2 separate regions of the Homo sapiens genome follow, and region 2 is linked to region 1. A link is a loop called in an ENCODE intact Hi-C map of the cell type or tissue named here. Cell type or tissue: PC-3. All regions are shown on one strand. Each heading gives the region's core, and the rest is flanking DNA. Links, peaks and the distances in the headings are about the cores only.

Evidence for each region. Hi-C counts contacts between places; a loop is a spot of excess contacts. Peaks named below come from ENCODE experiments on the same cell type or tissue, not always from the same donor. Only the 100,000 strongest peaks of a DNase experiment are listed, where the experiment ranks them.
Region 2: it touches region 1 in a loop (2.3-fold over the local background); 5 of 110 quality-filtered maps call a loop at or near these places.

Annotation. Positions count from the first base shown.
Region 1 is chr1:94,593,818-94,604,205 of GRCh38, forward strand. All of the region lies in intron 1 of LOC105378861 (a long non-coding RNA gene), which reads left to right. Among named protein-coding and RNA genes, the nearest start is that of MIR12133, 55 kb to the left of the region's middle. In PC-3, for the core only: a CTCF peak has its summit at 5,860; DNase peaks (open chromatin) are centred at 4,094 and 8,784; H3K4me3 peaks cover 855 bases; H3K27ac peaks cover 824 bases.
Region 2 is chr1:94,648,065-94,658,452 of GRCh38, forward strand. The region is part of intron 3 of SLC44A3-AS1 (SLC44A3 antisense RNA 1); the gene reads right to left. It also overlaps the pseudogene KATNBL1P2. Among named protein-coding and RNA genes, the nearest start is that of MIR378G, 93 kb to the right of the region's middle. In PC-3, for the core only: no CTCF peak of the experiment used is centred there; a DNase peak (open chromatin) is centred at 6,137.

The sequences.
Region 1 (10,388 bases), core at 998-8,997:
GCAGCTGCCCATGTCAGGCCCCTGTCTGGTGGCCCACATCCAGTGATGAATCAGTGTAGCATGTGAAGGCTATCTCTATCTAACCCAGCACAACTCTGAAGGGACAGAGCTCCCTGTGGGGTCGCCTTCATCAAGCCTGTATCACAGCTTAGCATTTCTGCCCACGCTGCTTCCTCCTTCTTCGTTCCACAGGTGTTGAACCCAAGGGCAGTCTGGATGCCCAACTCTGTCTCAGAGACAGTTTTCTGGGGAGCCCAATGTGCTACATTCTCCTTCAGGCCTTCTCTGTACACAACTGTCTGGCCCATTAGATTGCGAGCAACTTAGTGCAGGGGTCCGGTCCGTGGCCTGTTAGGAACTGGGACACACAGCGGGGGGGTGAGTGGCGGGCAAGACAGCAAGCATTACCACCTGAGCTCCGCCTCCTGTCAAATCAACAGCGGCAGTAGATTCTCACAGAAGCGAACCCTACTGTGAACTGCGCATGCGAGGGATCTGGGTTGTGCGCTCCTTGTGAGAATCTCACGCGTGATGATCTGAGGTGGAACAGTTTTCATCCCGAAACATCCCCCCATCCCACCTTGCTATCTGTGAAAAAATTTGGAAAATTGTCTTTCACAAAACCAGTCCCTGGTGCCAAAAAAGGTTGGGGACCACTGCCTTAGAGGCAAAAGCTGTACCTTATTTATTTCCAGACCTACAGTGCCTAACCCAGCCTGGCCAGCAGGTGCTTGGTAGATGTCTATTGAATGAATAAACAGAGTCACTTAAAATGATGAGAGAGACTGAAAGACTCTCTTGTGGATGGACATCTCAGTTAGAGTCTTTTTTCCACTTTGAAAATACTGCCTTCCCAGAAGAGTATGCAAGCAACTCTATTATCTAAACTGGGAGGGGCATGGACTCCTTCCTCCTTTCCCAAACTCTGTCCTGCTGGACTAAAAACTAGGCTTGGGGTGTGGTCCTTCAGGATTATTGAAATACAGTGAGGAGCCAGGTCCAGGAGCTGTGTCTGCAGTGCAGTCAATGTATGGCCAGAGGCTGGTCATTCCCAAATAGCAGCCCTGTGCTCTGCACCTCCTTCCGTGGGTAGATTGTTTTCTCCCAGTTTATTTCTGTTTTATTTTAACCTAACATTTAGAAGATACTCTGTTTCAGGTGAGATAAACATGTTGCTCGCACCTGTCCAGATGCCCTGTCCAAATGAGCCCCAGGGGCTACCTGGTGGTGGCAGTCATAGTGGCAGCCCAGATGGAAGCGTTTCATGTAGAACAGAGGCAATGAGACAGCTACAAGCCAAGGCATTTGGGAAGAACAGTGATTCCTTTTATGACCCTTCCCTGAATGCAATTCAGAGGCATAGGGTTCCTCTCTCCAAGGAAACGATGGATTTATCCCCGACAGAGAAAGAAGGAATACACAGTCCTCCAAGGGAGGAAACTCTGGTAAGTGCTACAGGAGGGACCTCGGTGAACACTTTGAAGTTCCCGGGTCATAACCTCAAATGCTCTCAGGACTATTATGTCAGTGACTTCAGGATTATTGGTCCAGGTCTGCTTCTTTTTTTTTTTTTTTTTTTTTGAGACAGAGTTTCACTGTGTTGCCCAGGCTGGAGTGCAGTGCTGCCCTGCAACCTCTGCCTTCCGGGTTCAAGCGATTCTCCTGCCTCCAAGTAGCTGGGATTACAGGTGAGTGCCACCATGCCTGGCTAATTTTTTATATTTTGGGTAGAGATGGGGTTTGACCATGTTGGCCAGGCTGGTCTCAAACTACTGATCTCAAGTGATCCACCCACCTCTGCCTCCCAAAGTGCTGGGATTACAGGTGTGAGCCACTGTGCCCCGCCCCAGGTCTGCTTCTGAAGGAGCCTGGGTGTAGCCTCCAGCGGCCACAGAGGCTCCTTGCCAGACCTCCTTGTGGCTTGGAACAAACTTGGCCCAAAGGAAAAATGGACAAAAGAGGGGCCTCTCCCTTTGCAGAGGATATACGTCCTCTCCTGACTCAGACAGGCACATTCCTCCTGTCATCAAGTGGCTCCCTCTGATGTGACACCGGAGACCCTCCTGATTTACTGCCATGCAGCTGTGTTTGTGCAAGAATCTACATATAAACAAGAGTTGCCAGCATGTTGCACAAGCAAGTCCTAAAGTCATCAACACATGTCTTTATTTGCAGTCTTCCACCGTGCCTTCATGTTCCTTAATGTTGTGTTTACTATTGGTGATCTCTCCCTGATGTTGGACGAGAACTCTAAGCAGGTTCCAAGATGTTTTGCTTACTCTTAGGTAAGGGACAATTCCAGGGTGTTTTTAAGCAGCAAATACTGACTTAATTCAGCAATTAGAAAGTCCACTGTAAGAGAGCAATCAATACTTGGATCCCGATAAGATGTCAAACCCTGCAGAGGGCCTGCAGAGGGCCTGCAGAGGGCTGTTTGCTGGCTGTGGAGGACTGGGTGGTGGTCTGATTGGCTTCTCCCAAGTGGGGCTGGCCCATGGGGAGGGAAGAGGGGAAAAGTCTCACTTCAGTGGGGATTGTCATTAGCTGGCCTCACCTTTTAGTGCCTCTTGTCCTCCATCTCTTGGGGCACTTTCATGAGCAATTCTCAGGTTCCCCACCAGGTAGTGCCTTCGGCAGTGCTGTCGGACCCAAGTCAGGGCATCTCTGTTTTGAAGGGTTGCTGGCATTCCTTCTTCAGTCCCAAGAATTTACCTCCAACTTCTTGCTATGGGGATCTCTCAGCCCCTGCAGGAGGCCCTCAGGACAACATCCATGTTGACCCAAGCCAGGGTGTCTTTCCTTATAGTCCATCGTTACAATACTGCACAGCCCTTGCCCCAACAAACCAGGGGTGCTGGCCGGCCCTGCCAAGACAGCAATCTGCTGACCCGGCTTCCAAAGCAGCAGGTCGGTCCAGCTCTCAGCCTGTGGGATCCTAGGTGGGAGTCAGGCCTTTCTCCCCAATTATAGGGGTCATATATGAAGCTCTTTGGGGGCCAAGGAAGCAGGCAATCTTCCTTGCCTCAGGGAATAGAGGGGATGGGCCCATAGCACAGCATTCTCCACATAAATCCTCCTCATAGAATCCTCTCTCCTTGCCACCCTCTTGGCACTGTTTTTTTTTTGTTTTGTTTCGTTTTTTTGAGACAGAGTCTCACTTCATCATGCAGGCTGGAGTGCTGTGGTTTGATCTCAGCTCACTGCAACCTCTGCCTCCTGAGTTCAGGTAATTCTTGTGCCTCAGCCTTCCGAGTAGCTGGGATTACTGGCACGTGTGACCATGCCCAGCTAATTTTTGTGTTTTTAGTAGAGATAGGACTTTGCCATGTTGGCCAGGCTGGTCTCAAACTCCTGACCTCAAGTGATCCACCCCCCTGGCCACCCAAATTGCTGGGATTACAGATGTGAGCCACCACACCAGGCCCTCTTGGCCCTTTTTTATTCTCTAAGTGGTGAGAAGATTTAACAGTTATGGAGCAGGTTTTCTGAATTTTCCTTTGAAGCAAACATGGAGATTTGACTTCTTAGTCTGGGATTACAAACATACTGTGTTTTGTGCCTCATGAAAGCTTCAATTTAATATCCCGTTACATAAAACTTTCCAAATGCTGATTGTTACATTCCAATAATTTCAAATTATTTAAAACAAAAACCACACATCTCACAGGTATGTTTATGCAGTGGCATCAAAATCACTAGAAAGAGGACAGAGTCTCAGACTCAGCCATGAATGAAAGCATTTTTCTGCAACAATTCTTACAAAATTTAAGGGCCTGAGGAGGGCAGATTCATGAACACACCTCTGCCCTCTGTGGAGAAAGGGGCTGGAAGAGGGTCCTGATGTCAGTTTGGGTGATTGCAGAGGTGGAAGCAGGGTTAGCAGCAGGGAAATCTTCCTGCTTTCCCAAGTCTTCTGCCCTTCAGCAGAGGCAGCAATGTGGTCAAAGGCATGGATTCCAGGGCTGGCCAGACCTAGATTTGAATCCCAGCACTGCTGCTGATGAGCTGTGTAATCTTGGGAAAGTACTTCACTCCCTGGAATCTCAGGTTCTGCCTCAGCAAAATGAGGGTATTGCTCACCTCACATTGCACAGTCATAGTAATGAGGTAAGATCTTCCGTGTAAAGTGACTGTATGGTCCAGCGTGTGGCAAGCTCTCCATGAGTAACAGCTGTTGCTATTTCAGCTCCACCAGATGCTGTGTCTTATAGTGAACCAGGAGAGAATTTTGGAGAGAACACGCATGATAAAGCCCCCTGGGAAAAGTCACAGCAAAATCTCTCAAACCTGAGCTGGAAAAGAAAAGAGTTAGAAAAAAGGTATTTACTAATCACATCCCAGGTGTCCAGCTGTAACTTTACGAGTCTTTTATTTATTTATTTATTTTTACTTTTATTTTTTATTGAGATAAGATCTCACTGTGTCACCCAGGCTGGAGTACAGTGGCAGTCTTGGCTCACTGCAGCCTCAAATTCCCAGGCTCAGGTGATCCTCCCACCTCAGCATCCTGAGAAGCTGGAACCACAGGTGTGTGCCACCATGCCTGGCTAATTATTGTATTTTTTGTAGAGTTTTTCCATGTTGTCCAGGCTGGTTTCAAACTCCTAGGCTCAAGCGATTCACCCGCTTTGGCCTCCCAAAGTGCTGGAATTGAGCCACCACACCTGTGTGTCAAGCTATAATTTTAGGAGTCTTTGTAAAGAGATTTTTCATTTAACGTTTGGAGTAACTCCATGACATTGGAAATTTCATAGAAAGAAATCAGAGCTCAGGAATGTTTCTTTTTGGTTTAGGTTTGGATGCCTATGGCAGAAAAACCTAAAGTAATAATGACTAAAATAGGATAGAACTATATTTCCCTTTCATATGAAAGAAGTTTGTCAATAGACAATTCAGAGCTTATACAATTTTATGTAGTGGAAGGACATGAGCCCTTTTTGTCTTGTTGCTCTCAGCCTTAGCGTCTACCTTTTTTTTTTCTTTTTTTGAGACAGGGTCGTGCTCTGTCGCCAGGCTGCAGTGGCACGTGGCACGTGCAGTGGCACGATCTCGGCTCACCACAACCTCCGCCTGTCAGGTTCAAGTGATTCTCCTGCCTCAGCCTTCCGAGTAGCTAGTACTACAGGCGCACACCACCATGCCTAGTTAATTTTTTTGTATTTTTAGTAGAGACGAGATTTCACCATGTTGGTTAGGATGGTCTTGATCTCCTGACCTCATGATCTGCCAGCCTCAGCCTCCCAAAGTGCTGGGATTACAAGTGTGAGCCACCGTGCCCGGCCTTTAGCTTCTACTTTATGGTCTGATTCCCGCAATCCCCTCCATGTTCCAGCCAGCAGGCAAGAAGAAGGAACAAAAAAAGAGTGCACTCGCTTTTTTCAAGAACACCTCCTGAAAGTCGAATACATTGCTTTCACTTATAACTCATCAGCTAAAACTTAGTCACATGGCTAGACCTAGTTGCAAGGGAGGTTGGGAAATGTAGTGTTTATTGTGGGAGGTCATTTACCCCACTAAAAATCCGGGCTTCTGATACGAAGGAAGTAAAGAATGGCTTTGGGACCAAACAACCAGCAATTTCTGCTTTTGGTGTGAAATAGCGTGCCCAGAGTTTCTCAGTTGTGCCCTGTCTGCAGAAGACACTGCATACCCCAGAGGCAAGTAGTAAGGACAGGGTGGGGGGCCGGAAGGGTGGGAGCTTAGCATAATGTCCACCCTCAAATTTGGGAGGTGGCTGTAGGGTTCCCGGCTGGCTCTCCTGCAATTCCAGTTACTTTGCCAGGAGCCTGGAGGACTCAGCTAACTGCCTGAATCTTCACTGCCACCTGGCTTTAGCCAGTGGTCACTGGTACTGAAGCCTGTTGCAGCCTGCAAGCCGGAGCGGAGAGGAAAAATTTCAAAGTCAGTGTTGAAATCATCAGGAGGAGTAAAAAGTAGAGCCATTTTTATTTCTTTCCAGGTCCCTGACCTCAGTTTCTCTTTGAGAGTGGTGGATTTGTGGTTCAGCTAATATTTAGTGAGCATCTACTTTATGCAAGACCCCAGATAGGCCCGAGGCAATACAGACTTGAGTGGACAGGGTCCTACTTTCAGGATCATAGATGTGTACACAGATAACTCTACGGCAAGGCCCCGGAAAAGGTAAAGTGAGGTGGGCAATCAGCCTAGGGGGTTGGGGGAACATTCAGGAAACAGAAGGCATTTGAGCTTGGCTTGGAGGAGCAGTTGGAATAGTGATTAGAGTAACTTGGGGAAATGGTCAAAGGGCACCCCAAAGAAAGAAAAGAAGAGCAGAAAGGGCCTGAGAAAAAGTAATTAACGTAGAACCATTGGAGTTTATGGAGGCTGTGTGGTGTGTGTGTGTAGTGTGTATGTGCATGTTTTTAGAATGGACATGGGCATGGAGATGGGGTGGAATGAGATGAGAGAAAAAACTGGGAAAGTAGTTTGAAGTAGCTCGCAGCAGGCTGTACATGCTAGAATAAGAACCCCAGGCTTTATTATGTAGAAAGGAGAAAGTCATCAAAAAATTTTGAAAGGGGGTAACATAATAGGCTTCCCTTTCTGTCATATATATATATATATATATATACATATTTTTTTTAATATAAAGCAGCAGACATTCTCTAAGAGGGCCAAACACCAACACAAGTCACAATAGAGAGGGCTTATTATCGGCATTTTCAGTTTTCCATTTACAGACATTCTATAGTTAGATGATGACAAATTTCCATGGGAAAAGCTCAAAGTGTGGAATGAGCATAGTTCTGTTCCCATCTGAATAGGTTGTCACTAGCCAAGGTCACTGGGGAGGAGGCTCTAGAGACTTGTCCAGATACAGCTTCTCTCTCTGTGGGTTAGACTTAGCCTGACTCCCCAGGAGCAGGGCAGCCTCACCTGAATGGTAGCTGAGCAGGGCACTGAGCAGGGAGGGACAAGAGCTTCCTCTGCCCAAGCCCAGGGCACCTGGAAAGCCAGCCTCCTCTCCTGGAGGAAAGGAGGAGATTGAGAGGGTGACCCGGGGTGGTGGACAACTGCATCCCTCATGTTCTCTGCCACTTCCACCTACACTGTTGCAGTGTCTGAGAAACTTATCAGAACAAGTTCTCCTGTCCATTAAATAGCATTTAATCCTCCGAGGAGCCTTAAGAATTGGGAATATGCTACATTTTACTCTGGAAAATATGTTTAGTTTTTTGGTACTCACTGAAAACCTGGTGCATGGGAGACTGAAAAAAATAAAATGATGTTTTATGCACATGAAAGCAGCAAGTTATGTCAGTTACTTCATCTGTTACCAAGGATTTGGGAATTTTAGAGGCTCACTGGGTAAAAGCAGACTTTATTTTCATTTCCTAGACTGAAACAATATAGGGTTGTGAGAAGTTTAACTGTAATTTTTTTGTCATTGTTTAAAGCTGCAACTTTGAACATTGTGCTGAAACTTAGATCTGAGAGATCAGCAGATCTATATAGTAGCATCTGATTTGTCAGGGATCATCAGGGGATGAGGCATTTCAGAGAAATAAAATATTCCAGTATTTAAATCATATCTCTTGAGGGTCTTAATGTTTGTGTTAATCATTTTTTGATGTAAGAGTTTCCCAAATCTCCAGCTAACCCACTGCCTTGTGAAACAAGAATGCAGTATCAGATCCCATTTGCCCTGCTGATTTAAGAGCATTTGTATGAAAGCCAGTTATCAGATCATTCTGATGCACTGCCCTCTGAGGCTACCAAAACTTGTTGGGTGTTTACCCCTGTCTTCAGCGGACCCATTTGTCATCATCCTATAATTCTGTTAGCCATAAGTACCCCCAGTATATTTTCCTGGGCAAGAATGTGGTATTTCTGTCTGGTGTTGGCATTAGAGGATCTCCATCCGAGTGACAGTTGGGTTTGTTTAGGCTTGCTTTGATTAGCCTTGCTTGCTTGTAATGTGAAGTCCAAAGATCAGAATTCAAGTTCCATTTCTTTCTCTTCTCCTTGTATGATCTTGGACAAGTTATCAGCCCCTCTATACCTGGGTTTGCCCGCTAACAAAAATGGTCATAATAATACCCAGCCCAGGGCTGAGAATGAAGCTGTATCATAAATACAATGTGTTATACAAATGGTAGTTCATTTCACTACAAAATACCTGCTCATGCCCAACTTCACCTTAGGCATATAATTGATCAGGAGTGAGTTGTTGAGAGCACTTCTGAGTTTTAAATAACATGGAGAGGGGCTGTTTATTGAAGGGATAACTGTGGCAGATGCAGCAGGAAGGCTCTAAGGGGAAAGCGTCTCCCCTAAATTTCCTATTATGCAACTTAGTGTCCAGAACACTGTGGTGGTTGAGAATCAGGGTTCAGCAGAATATGCAAATTGCCTTTCCTTTCATCAGGACACAAAGAAAGAAATGAGCCCCCAAAATATCTCTCAGAAGTGACATGGGTTTATCATTTCCATTATCCTTGACACTTTTCAGGGGTTAAATGTCTCTGGCTAGGCGCATGTTATTATTTGAGTATTACTAGCCCTTTAAGAGCCTCGACACTTCTGGAAAGCAGCCCGTGGAGCTGCTTCAGCACCGAGTGGGTCTGAGCTACAAGAGGGTGACCGCTAATCCTAATTCTAACCCCAACCTGAATTTATGAGGTCCTGCTGGTACGCAGAGGGAGGACTGGAGGGACCAGTCAGGTTGGCCAGCTGGCCCAGTGGTATAGGGAGCCGTTGGATTGGGGTTTGTCACATAAACTGGGACCCTGCCCAAAGCCGAGACGTCGTAAGATTCCCCTGTTTTGCACAACCCTGTGGTAGTAGCCACATCCTTATTGTGTAAACTCAGGTTTAACCACAGAACAACCAGCTTATGCCTTGTTAGATGAGGAGGAGCTTAACCCACTGAAGAGTACTTTCTTTTAATAAGGAGAGACAACTTCAAAAAAAATTGTTTTAGGGGCCCCCAAAATTTCAGATGAGGACACTATGAAGATTTTGAGTCTTGCAAGCTGTGTGATTAAAATGATCAAGTGATTAAAATGCTGTTTTAATGCTATTATAAAATGGTATTTTAGTTTGGACACATCCTTAGAAAGACTCCTTCCGCAGAAAAACTGACGCAGCAATTTGTAGAGGGAACTCACAGGTGTTCCATGAACTGAATCACTACATGGGGGATTTTTAAAAGCTGGATTGGGGGAGCAGTGGATGGTAGAATGAATCCTTTATCTTGAAGATATAGCAAAAGTAAATACAAATTATACAGCTTGTAAGATTAATGCTTTTGAATCATAAAAAATAAACACAAAATTCTTGTGGCTTAGTTGCATAAAGATAAGCAATTCAAAGTCCATATCTTTAATGATAGCCTTTTTTCTGTCGTAAGTAAAGACTGCATCAAGGAATTAATGCAAACACATTTCTGCCTACCATCCTTATATTTCTCCTTTCTTGCTAAAATTACCTACTTCACAGGATGTGAGAATTAAATGAGATATGTGTCACTTTGTTTAGCACCAAAGAAACACTAAATAAGTATTGTCAAGTTGAAATCTGAATAGTGCTTTTCTTCTTCTCCCTGTCTTCCTTCTCCTTTTCCCATCCTCACCTGCTTTCTTGGTGCTTACTGAGAACTGACTGTGTCCCCTGGACTGGGGCAGAGGTGGCCCTGCTCTCCAGGAGCTTTGCTTATTCACTTACTCAACCAGTATTTATTGAACTCCAACTTGTACCAGTCTGTCTTCCAGCCCTGAAGACTCAGTGTTGAGGATGAAAAAGTCCCTGTTTACATCCAAGGGTTAATACACCAATACATTAATCAATCCATAGTATAACCTTGAGTACTATTAAGCGCTACAAAGAAAGACAAAGAAGGCTAAAGGGATGGAGAATGGTGGAAGTGAGTTGGAGGCTATTTTACATGGATACATCAAGAAAGCCTCTCTGGAGAAAGTGGCATTTGGGCAGAGTCCTGAATGAGGTGAGGAGGTGGCCCATGAGAGGATCCAGGCAGAGGATGAGGCAGGGGCACAGGAAACAGCATGTGCAAAGGCCCTGAGGTGAGCACAAGCTTGGCATGGTCTCAGGAAAACAAAAAGATCAGAAGGGTATGGTCTCAGGAAAACAAAAATATAGTGAGCTGGGAGAAGGTTGTCACACAGGAGCCTGGAGGCATGGGGTGAGGAGAAGATCACATAGGGCCTCATGGGGCATGCTATGAAGTTTGTTCAGATTGTATTCCAGGATTGATGGGAAGCTATTGGAGAGTTTTGAGTCCTTATATTGTTTATGTGCTTTAAAAGGATCACTTTAGCCACTGGAGAATACAGAAGAGCAAGAGCAGAGGCCCCAACCAGGGGGCTAGTATAGGGACGGAGAGGCAGTATAACACAGTGGGGAAG
Region 2 (10,388 bases), core at 1,514-9,513, 55 kb after region 1:
GGGCACTATATTCATTTAGGCTGTCTCTCCAATCATCAATGAAAAACTTCATCCTCATCAAAGAGACTTCAGTCCCAGCCACAGATTGGTTTTTTGGAGGGGTGGGGTGGGGAGGGGGCGGGTGGTGACAGCAAGGCTAGGAGGGAGGGGGTCATGGGTGAGATCTGATATGCTTAATAGAGCAGCAGTCACTCCAATCAGCTTTGTACCCTGAGGATCTTATCCAAGTTGGTTTTCGTGTCGGAGCTCAACACCGCCTTACAGAAGATGTTTTGGTGATGAAATAAGAGCTTTCGTATCTGTTTAGGCAGCTGGCGCATTTCCGCAAGCCTCCTGACCTGAGCAGGCTGAGTCAGGGACAGGCCTATTTGTTAGATAAACTCAGAGAGTTACAGGTTTCTCAAGACTTTATAAATCCATCCCGTGTGCGAGTACTTCCCTTTCCTTAAATGGATTATTAGAAAAGATTGGATGCAAATCAAGAATTCAATTTCTAACCAAGCAAATTTCCACCCACACAGAGAACTCATTTTAGCGTAGGCAACTTCTAATAAATAAAAGATTTTCTTCAACTCCGAGACTGACTTCTCATTAAAATGAGGTGGGACTCTACAGGGGTCTTTTAAGGGTCCCTGTCTGGGTGCTGAAATCCAACATGTCATAGTTTAAAAACACCGTAGACACACTAAATGAACCTATGTACTCTCATTTGCTGCTCACACCTTCCCTGGGATGAAGGCTGCTGAGTGAGCTCTACGCTTGGCAAGGAAATGTGGAGCAGGTTGTACCCGAGAACGTCCATAATTCCACCTCTGATCAGACAGGTGTGGCATCAAATCCTGGCCCAGACACAAAAGCTGTTTGACTTTGGACAACATACTTAATCTCCCTGAGCCTGGGACTCTTCTAGGTCTTGAAAACAGGGGCACTAACACCCACCTCCCAGTGCTGCTGTGAAGACCACACAAGATACCTTTATAAAGCCCCTGGATATAGTAATCACTCTGTTTCTTGCTAGCAATTATTATGTAAGGAACTTTTCTAAACATGTGTTTCTCTTTTCACATGAGGTTTTTTCCTGAGCATGTGGAAAACTATGATGGTAGATGTTTTGGAAAACACAGAAAACCATAAAAAAGAAAATAAAAATTGTCTGTGTTCCCAACACTCAAAAAGAATCACTATTAACATTTTGATATGCTTTAATTTCATAACATCCACACAGATGCACACATACTTCTATATAGTCACACACATATAATTTTGTGGTTGAGAATGTGTGCTGTTTTCTTTTTTCACCTAACATTATATTTTGAGCATTTTCTTATATAATTAAAAATTCTTAAAAACATCATATTCAACAGTTTCAAAATAATAATATTTTCTGTCTTAATTTCATTGTATACAATTCTTTGTGTTTCTGATTATTTCATATTTTTCTTTTTATTCCTAATTTTGCAGATGAATCGACTGATCAAAGCACATGAACTTTTTAAAAAAGAGTAATAAGTTTACTTAAATAAAGAAAGCTTAAATTATACAGAACTGAAAATATTAGAAATCTATATCTAATTAAATGTGTATAAATTAGCCAACTCCATAGACATTTCTAGTTGAGCATTCGTAAAAATACATATTAATTCTTTCCTTTTATTTAGAGATAACACATGCCTACATAACATAATGACCCTGGCCAAAAAAAAAATCAGATGATAAAAATATTCTCAAGTTGTGAAAATGATGTGAAAAACATTTCAGTGACAACATTCTTCATGAATATAAACCTCTGATTTAATTCCTCTGATTTACCTTTGAACATGCAGAAGCATGATGGTTTTAAATTTTTTTTTAATGTGGTGGTCAGGATTATCATCAAGCAAATATTTTACAGATATTGGTATCATAACACATCAGCTTATTAACATTTAAGGCTTTTTGCATGCACAATATCTCATTGTGAGAAAAACAATTTTAATATTGGTTATTTGCCATAATTTTTTAAACTTTCAAAGCCTTTTCAACATAAGAGAATGGCTGCACACATTTTCTTATAGAATATAATCTTTAAAAAATTAACTAAGATTGGTCTTTATGGTTCCTAGTAATAAGTCCTTGTCTTATTTTTTCATATAGTATAAATTATACGCTTATGTAATATGCAGGACTGCATTAAGACCCAGTAGTTCCTAAACAATGTTACCAAATAACCACATAAATCCCAAATGCACCAAAGTTCAAGTATCTTTGTAGTATCCTTCCACCTAATTGAAGTTGAAGCTGTTCCTTTTGGGTATTTTTCTACTTCAGTATGAAGTATATTGTTAGAATTTCATTAGTGGGTTCATTATGTGGCTTTTTAAAGACAAAAGTGGTTTTGATTTCTCCGATAGTTCACAATTCTGACGAGACATTTTCTTGGAAGTCATATAGTCAAGAGATGCTTTGAATAACAAAACACTCTTTAGTAGCTGTAATCTCTCAATGCCACTGTTACAAATGAGTGTTTATATCCTTGGCTATAATAGCAGTATTTCCCAGATGGCTTCCCTGTTCCCACAATACACTTCATTGTTTTAAAATCTGAATATTTCCATTATTATAATTTGTTTGATTATAATCCTGACCACCACATTTTAATGACTGATTGAATCCAGTTTAAACCAATTATTACATATTTTCTTCAAATTTGCTTTTAAGTAGTGACTTTGCTAGTGGTACCAAATCTATACAGCAGCCATGTAAGGTGTATTGCTTTTCTTCCTGTAAACTATTGGTGAGCACGAGAAGGCAATCCACCAAACTCCAAGATCTCCTATCCTCACCAAATAAGGTACAAATTCACTCACACATCTTTTTCTGCAAAAAATTAAAGCTACTTTCAATCTCAAATTCATGTTCAGCAGAACTTGTGCAACTGTTTCATGGTCCTGCGAAACCTTAGGGAAAGCCCGCCATATTTTGATAATAGGCTGTCTAAAAAATCAGAATCACTGGAGTTAACCAGATATATTTAACTATCATGGTGTAATTTTTCTGGCAGGTGGCCTGCACAAGCCAGTTCATTTTCTTTACTTGTCATGCCCACAGCCCCCACTTGAAGAGGAATGTTCCTTTCCATAGGAAAGATTTGAGATTTGGAAAAAAATGATGAACTTTCTTTCTGCAATAGGTGCCCTTACGTAGTTTATGTGGGCATTTCCTAGCTTCTCCAATTGTTCTAGTTACGTAAGCAGCCAACTGTCTTGGAAATTTCTTAAGCTCCTTCATGTTCTTACCAGTCAAAGTAGAGATCCTTTCTCTAAGACCATCAATGAAATGATCCTCAATAATATTAGAAAATTCCCATTTTTAACATTGGGGTTTCAGATGCTGTAGTTCCTAAACATCAGTGCCTCAGGTTACTGCAGCTGTTCAGCCCAGTCCTGGCATCCACTGGGCAGCCCTCTCAGGCCTGTGCAAGACCTGCTAGGAGAGCGCCCCTTGGGCAAGGTGGGGGCACTTCCCTGACTCCGCCCAATGCTGGTTCTGCCCTTTTCCGGTGGGTCGGTGGGTCGTGAAGGACCTGAAGGAGGGGGAAGAGCTACAGTCTATGAGCTATTAAGGCAGTAGTGGAAATTTGCTGTCCAGAAAATTTGTACCAACTCAACTTCCATCAGCAGGGGAGAAAAGTAAATCTTTGGGAACCTTTGCAACTTTCCCATGCCTGTTCTTATTTGCTCCTATGGCAATTAACAATGAAAGCCAAAAAGACAAGGGGGTCTGTGAAAGATGTCAGAGAACCAGAAAGGGGAGATTGGGAAGTTGGTCCTCATTCCTGGGCTCTGGAAAGCAATAGCAGGAAATTGAATAGATGATAAAAGGTTTACAAAGGCCTGAGGGATAGAAGAAAGAGGGATGTGGGGATGGCAAGGAGGTGCCTCTCAGTGTATATTTTCACCCCTGGATGACACAGAATGTCCTTGGGGCAAGGTGGCAGCCCTGCTCCTTTGCACTGAGTTCTAAGTGCCGTGCTGGGCACACTATGGAGCCCAGGAAGTACCGTGTAACGATGGGCTCCCATGAGCCTGGAGGAGGACATGGAAAATGGATTTTTTAAATGGTCATCTGCAAGAAAAATCCAGAGTGGAATTCTTGTGTCTGGTCAGCTCTATGGACAATTAGGGGCTAGTGTTGCGTGGAAGAGACATAGGTGCCTTTAGACCAGCTCTCTACCTCTGGCTCGCTCTTTTGGTTTGGTTTCGTTTCGTTGGTTTAACTTTTATTTTATTTATTTTTTAATTAACAAATAACAACTGTACATATTCACAGAGTATGTAGTGATGCTTCTATACATATAATAAATGGTGACAGATCAGGGTAATCAGCATGTCCATATCTCAAACATTTATCATTTCTTTGTGTTGGGACCATTCAATATCCTCCTTCTAGCTATTTGAAGCTATATAATGTGTATTGTTAGCTAGGTCATCCTACAGTGGTATTGAACACCAAAACTTATTCCTCCTAGCTAGCTATAATTTTGTACCTTTTAACAAATGTCTCCCCATCCCTCTTTTCCCCCTACCTTTTCCAGCCTCTAGTATATGCTGTTCTACTTTTTACTTCTTTGAGATAGCTTTATTTATTTATTAAGCTTCCACATATGAATAAACATGTGGTGTTCAACTTTCTGGTCCTGGCTTACTTGACTTAACGTAATGTCCTGTAGCTCCATCCATGTTGCTGGGAATGACAGGATTTCATTCTTTTTTATGGCTGAATAGTATTCCATAGGGCTTGTTCTTAACAGACTATGTGAAGGAGGTGATCATCCAGGCTTTTTGGTCTTATAAAACTTAATCCGGCTGGGCACAGTGGCTCATGCCTGTAATCCCAGCACTTTGGGAGGCTGAGGTGGGTGGATCACGAGGTCAGGACAGCGAGACCATCCTGGCTAACACGGTGAAACCCTGTCTCTACTAAAAAATACAAAAAATTAGCCGGGCATGGTGGCGGGTGCCTGTAGTCCTAGCTACTTGGGAGGCTGAGGCAGGAGAATGGTGTGAACCCGGGAGGCGGAGCTTGCAGTGAGCCGAGACAGCACCATTGCACTCCAGCCTGGGCAACAGAGCAAGACTCCGCCTCAAAAAAAAAAATACAAAAATTAGCTGGGCTTGGTGGCATGTGTCTGTAATCCCAGCTATTCAGGAGGCTGAGGCAGGAGAATTGCTTCAACCCGGGAGGTGGAGGTTGCAGTGAGCCGAGATGGCACCACTGCACTCTGGCCTGGGCAACAGAGCAAGACTCTGTCTCAAAAAAACAAAAACCAAACAAACCTAACCCACTTTCCATCAATCCATCAATCAGCTTTCAACGAGCACCCCTTTAATGCTCCGCACTTTTGCACTTGGGCTGAGCCCTGCAGGGTCACACATGAAGTGGAAGCCATAGTACCTGCCTGTGAGGATGTGGTCTTGGTGAGGAGGCCAGACCAACACCCATGAACGCATCACAAACCACAAAAGACCATAGAAAAGCAAGCATCAGACTGTGCATGGAGTGCAAGCTGGTGCAGTGGGAGTCCCAAGGACAGGAGGTGGACAGGACAAGGGCTTCAGCACAGAGGTGAGGCTTGAGCTTTAGAGATCCCAGGGGTGGCCTTGAGATCTACATGCTCCTTTGAGTGTAAAGGGCTGATCGTTCTGAGAGGAGGAAAGGCATCACCCCTCACTTTCTGGGTCCCCTGCTCCTTGCAGGACCACCTGCACAACACCACGGTGCTCAAGGGCTATCAGTGAAGGAAAAGGGAAGAAAGGAACAAATGGCCTGTGGCGGGGTAAAAAACAACTCCAGCTCTTCCTACCAGGCCAACTTTTGTGACTGGCTCCCAGGCTGCCTTGCCTCTGGGGTTCAAGGGAGGCTTGTCTTCTGAGAGTCGGTAGGATTAGACAAAAACTCCAGCTCTGTTCCAAGGGTCTATCAATATCCTCATAGCTGGGTATGTTAAGTGCTGGTATATTTACCCTGTTTAATCATGGTTCCATCCCTCTGAGGAAAAAGCTGATTACAGCCACTTGGGGAGAGAGAAATAACAGTGACCTTCTGCAGAACCAGCGATAACTTATTCCTTGTAAGGAGTGGATAAACAAAATGCCCCACACTCATCACTCAGGAATGTGCACCTCTTTGTGTGTTCTTCCTAACAGTACCTAGTAATTGGGCTCAACACCTCAGTGCAGCATTTCCTGTCATCTCTGGGACAGCAGAGTGGAGGTGACCTCCCTTCCCACTCATTGGAGAGAACATTAATTGCTAGAGGTAATCCTAACCATAAAGTTTCTGGATCAGAGTTGCAATTGCATTGAATAGGAATAAAAGGCTGTTAAAAGGAAGATTTCTATTATCTGAGAAATCAAACTTTCTAGCAGCTTTAACACCTATTCACAATGGGTTTTTATTCAATCCCCATTAAAAGAAGTCAAAAGTTACAGGAATCAAAGCCAAAGTCCCTCCAGAAGCTAACATAGTAATAAAACCATCAGTAATTTTAATGATTGTTTACATATAGTGCCTCCTCTAGGTCAGGCACTTTACTTATGATCTGTTAATTCCTGTATTAACCTAGTAATTATACCCAATTTTATAAGAGCAAATATTAAAGCTCAAGGAGAGATTACGTCATTTGCCAGAGTTCACACAGCTAACAAGTGGAAAAACAGATTTGAACCTGTTTTCCTGACTCCAAAGCCAGCAAAGTTCTTTCAACTGGAGCCAGAAATACCCTAATGCCCATGGGTGACCAGGGTCCCTTCTGGGCCATGTGGTGTGGAGAATGAGTTTGACCACCCCAAATTGTCTTGTTCCTCAAGAGGATTTCCCAGACCTTCAAGGAATAAAATAATGTTGTGTTTTCTCCTAAACTGGTTTTCATCCAAATCTTGTGTTGCTCAGAAAAACATGGAGCCAGAAAGCCAAATTCCAGAGTCCTCTCTGTGGTCATCCCGGGAGGGGCCCAGGCAGCAGGGATATCCTAGGCCTATTCATGAGATGCTCCAGGTTTAGCCTCCCTCTCCCCGGTTGGCCTGGCAGCCTGTTCACTGGCTGCTCTCATAAGCCACCCAGGCTGCGTCCCTCCAGCTCCCATCGCTAGTCAGCTGGGCCAGACCCCACCCCTGTATTCAGTGTGGTTGCCAGACATGCAGCCCCACCATGATCCCCATTCTTCATTCAACCAATATTATGTACCCATTATACATGCAAGGTACAGTCATAAGCTCTTGGGGGACAAGACAGAGATAATCCATGATCTCTGTGAGTGGTCATTCAGGAATATGGAGTGAATGCTCAACCAGTTACTCAACTAATTGCTTAATTACAATTGTATAAATCCTTCAGAAGTTGCCAAGTTGCTAAGGGAGTGTGCAACTGGGGTGGGGATGGGGGGCTTGACTAGGACTGAGGGATGAGGAAAAGCCTCTCCTAGGAAGAAGACAAGAGGGCTGAGGCACACAGAAAGAGGGGTCAGTGGTACAAAATGAGGCCAGAATGGTCAGCAAGGCTCCATCTTGAGGGCCTTTATAGGGCTGGAATTTATCTTAGGAACAAGGAGACTCCATTGAAGGGTTCAGGTTGTGAATGATACATGTGTATGGATCAGGGAAGAAAAGAATGATATGTCTACCAAAAAATTCTGAATTGTGCTGAGAATTAACAACTGTCTTTTTAGCCTTTTGTCTCCCTAAAATAGTAAGTTTCCAGTAACTCACAGGTTGACAATTAAAGGGGTTGTAATAGATGTCCTTTTAAAAAAATAATTTTTTAATAGACAAGGTCTTGCCTGTTGCCCAGGCTGGAGTGCAGTGGCACAATCAAAGCTCTCTGCAGCCTCAAACTCCTGGGCTTAAGCAATCCTCCTGCCTCAGCCTCCTGAGTGGCCTGGACTAAAGGCATGAACCACCACACCCAGCTAATTTTATTTTTTGCAGAGACTTGTTCTCCCTGTGTTGCCCAGGCTGGTTTCAAACTACTAACCTCAAGCAATCCTCCTGTCTTAGCCTCCCAAAGTGCTGGGATTACAGGTGTGAGCCACCATGCCCGGTCCAATAAGTGTTCATGATAATGTGGATTTGTTCTTGACAATCAGGACTCAAGCCCAGGCAATCTTCTGCAAGTCAGAGTATTCACCCACCCCTGCATCAGTCTGAATCTGGAAAACTCTTCTGGCACAGCCACGTTTCAGTGAGTAGGCCCACCCTGCCCCATTCAGAGGGGTGGATTGGAAGAGGCACTTAGGGCCAGTCTGGAGGAAAGAGACAAGGCAAAGAGTAGGATGGTGCCGGGACCTCAAGGACCGATTCCTTTTATCAGCGTTGTCCACATGGGTTGCTCTTCTGGGCCCTAGGAAAGCATTAGAGACCCCCAGACATGATTCTCAGAGTCTGCCCTGACATGTCACCCCAGAAGATCGAGGTCTTTGGTCCTTGAGCCCTTTACTTTGAACACGAGAAGTGTTTGCTCGTGGGATCTACACAAGTCTTTTTTTTTTTTTGGAGATGGAGTCTCGCTCTGTCACCTAGGCTGGAGTGCAATGGCACAATCTCAGCTCACTGCAAACTCCGCCTCCCCGTTCAAGCGATTGTCCTGCTTCAGCCTCCCAAGTAGCTGGGATTACCGATGCCCGCCACCAGGCCCGGCTAATTTTTGTATTTTTAGTAGAGATGGGGCTTCACCAGGCTGACCAGGCTGGTCTTGAACTCCTGACCTCAGGTGATCCACCCCCTCTGGCCTCCCAAAGTGCTGGGATTACAGGCATGAGCCACCATGCCCAACCTCAAGTCTTTTCTGATCCTAACATTCTGGGACCTAATCACTTCAAAGGAGACATGCCATTTCCAGCTGAGGCCCCAAGAGGAATGTTTTATGGTGGACAACTCTGAGGGCTGGCATGGGGCCTGGAGAGGGAATGGAAAGGAAGAAGGGAGCTGATGGGAGGTCCACAAGGACTTTTGTTGAATGGTGGGGAGGGGGCAAGGCAGAAAGCAACTTATGGCATGATTCTACCCAGAGACAGCCCAGCCTTTGAAAACTTGCCTCGCCCAGAGTGAGAAAGATTTAAACAACACACACACACCCACACACACACCCACATACGCCCCCCCATCATACATATATTCCATGCATTTCTTAATTAAGGGAATGCTAACATTTCTTTAAAGTACAGTTCTTAAAATGATATTTGGAGACCACATTCTTTAACTTGTGAGAATATACCTCCAACCTCTTAATAAAATTGTGATTAAAAAAAACTTTCTCTAATTGTGGCTAAATTTGATGTCATTGATTAAAATGTATGCCAATTTGCAACATTAATAACCTTGTTGCTATGCCTGTTCTACCAAAACCCTTTTCCTAGTATTTCTTACATCACCACACATCTGAAAAAGTTTCTTTCATGCGCGTCCGTGTGAAGAGACCACCAAACAGGCTTTGTGTGAGCAACATGGCTGTTTATTTCACCTGGGTGCAGGCGGGCTGAGTCCGAAAAGAGAGTCAGCGAAGGGAGATAGGGGTGGGGCCGTTTTATAGGATTTGGGAAGGTAATGGAAAATTACAGTCAAAGGGGGTTGTTCTCTGGTGGGCAGGGGCGGGGGTCACAAGGTGCTCAGTGGGGGAGCTTCTGAGCCAGGAGAAGGAAATTCACAGGGTTAATCACTCAGTGAAGGTGGGGCAGGAACAAATCACAATGGTGGAATGTCATCAGTTAAGGTGGGGCAGGGCCTTTTCACTTCTTTTGTGATTCTTCAGTTACTTCAGGCCATCTGGGCATATACGTGCAAGTCACAGGGGATGCGATGGCTTGGCTTGTGCTCAGAGGCCTGACAGTTTCCACTGGGCTTCTCCCCTCCAAAGAGTTCCTGGGATGGCCTTGGGATCCACGTGGTGGGAATCAGCCCACAGGTGGGGGAGGGGAAGGTGCTCTTCACCTGTGTTGCATCAGCAGCGTGAGCTGCTGCTATCAAGTGTTGAAAAGAATGTGAGACAAAAAGAGATAATATTTGAAATGGAAAGAAAATAGTATTACTAAGCCAAGTGATCAAATATTGCCAATTTTGCTTGCCAGCTATCATGAACTGATAACAAATTAGCAAAAGGCCAAACTTACATGCACGAAGTTGTCCTAAGCAGTGGCCAGATCCAGACATAACACATATCTCTAGATATCATTCATGGCTTACAAGCTTTGTAGTCTTTGCCCTGTGATGAGGCTATCCTCCCAGCGGGGTAGGAGGAAATGATTCCTTGTGCTCTAGCTGGTTGTAGTGGCTTATACTCTGGCCAGGAGGTCAGAAAACTGTCACAGAACCAACTCTACTCATTATTTGCTGTGTGCTTTGGCCAAGTCTCCTAAC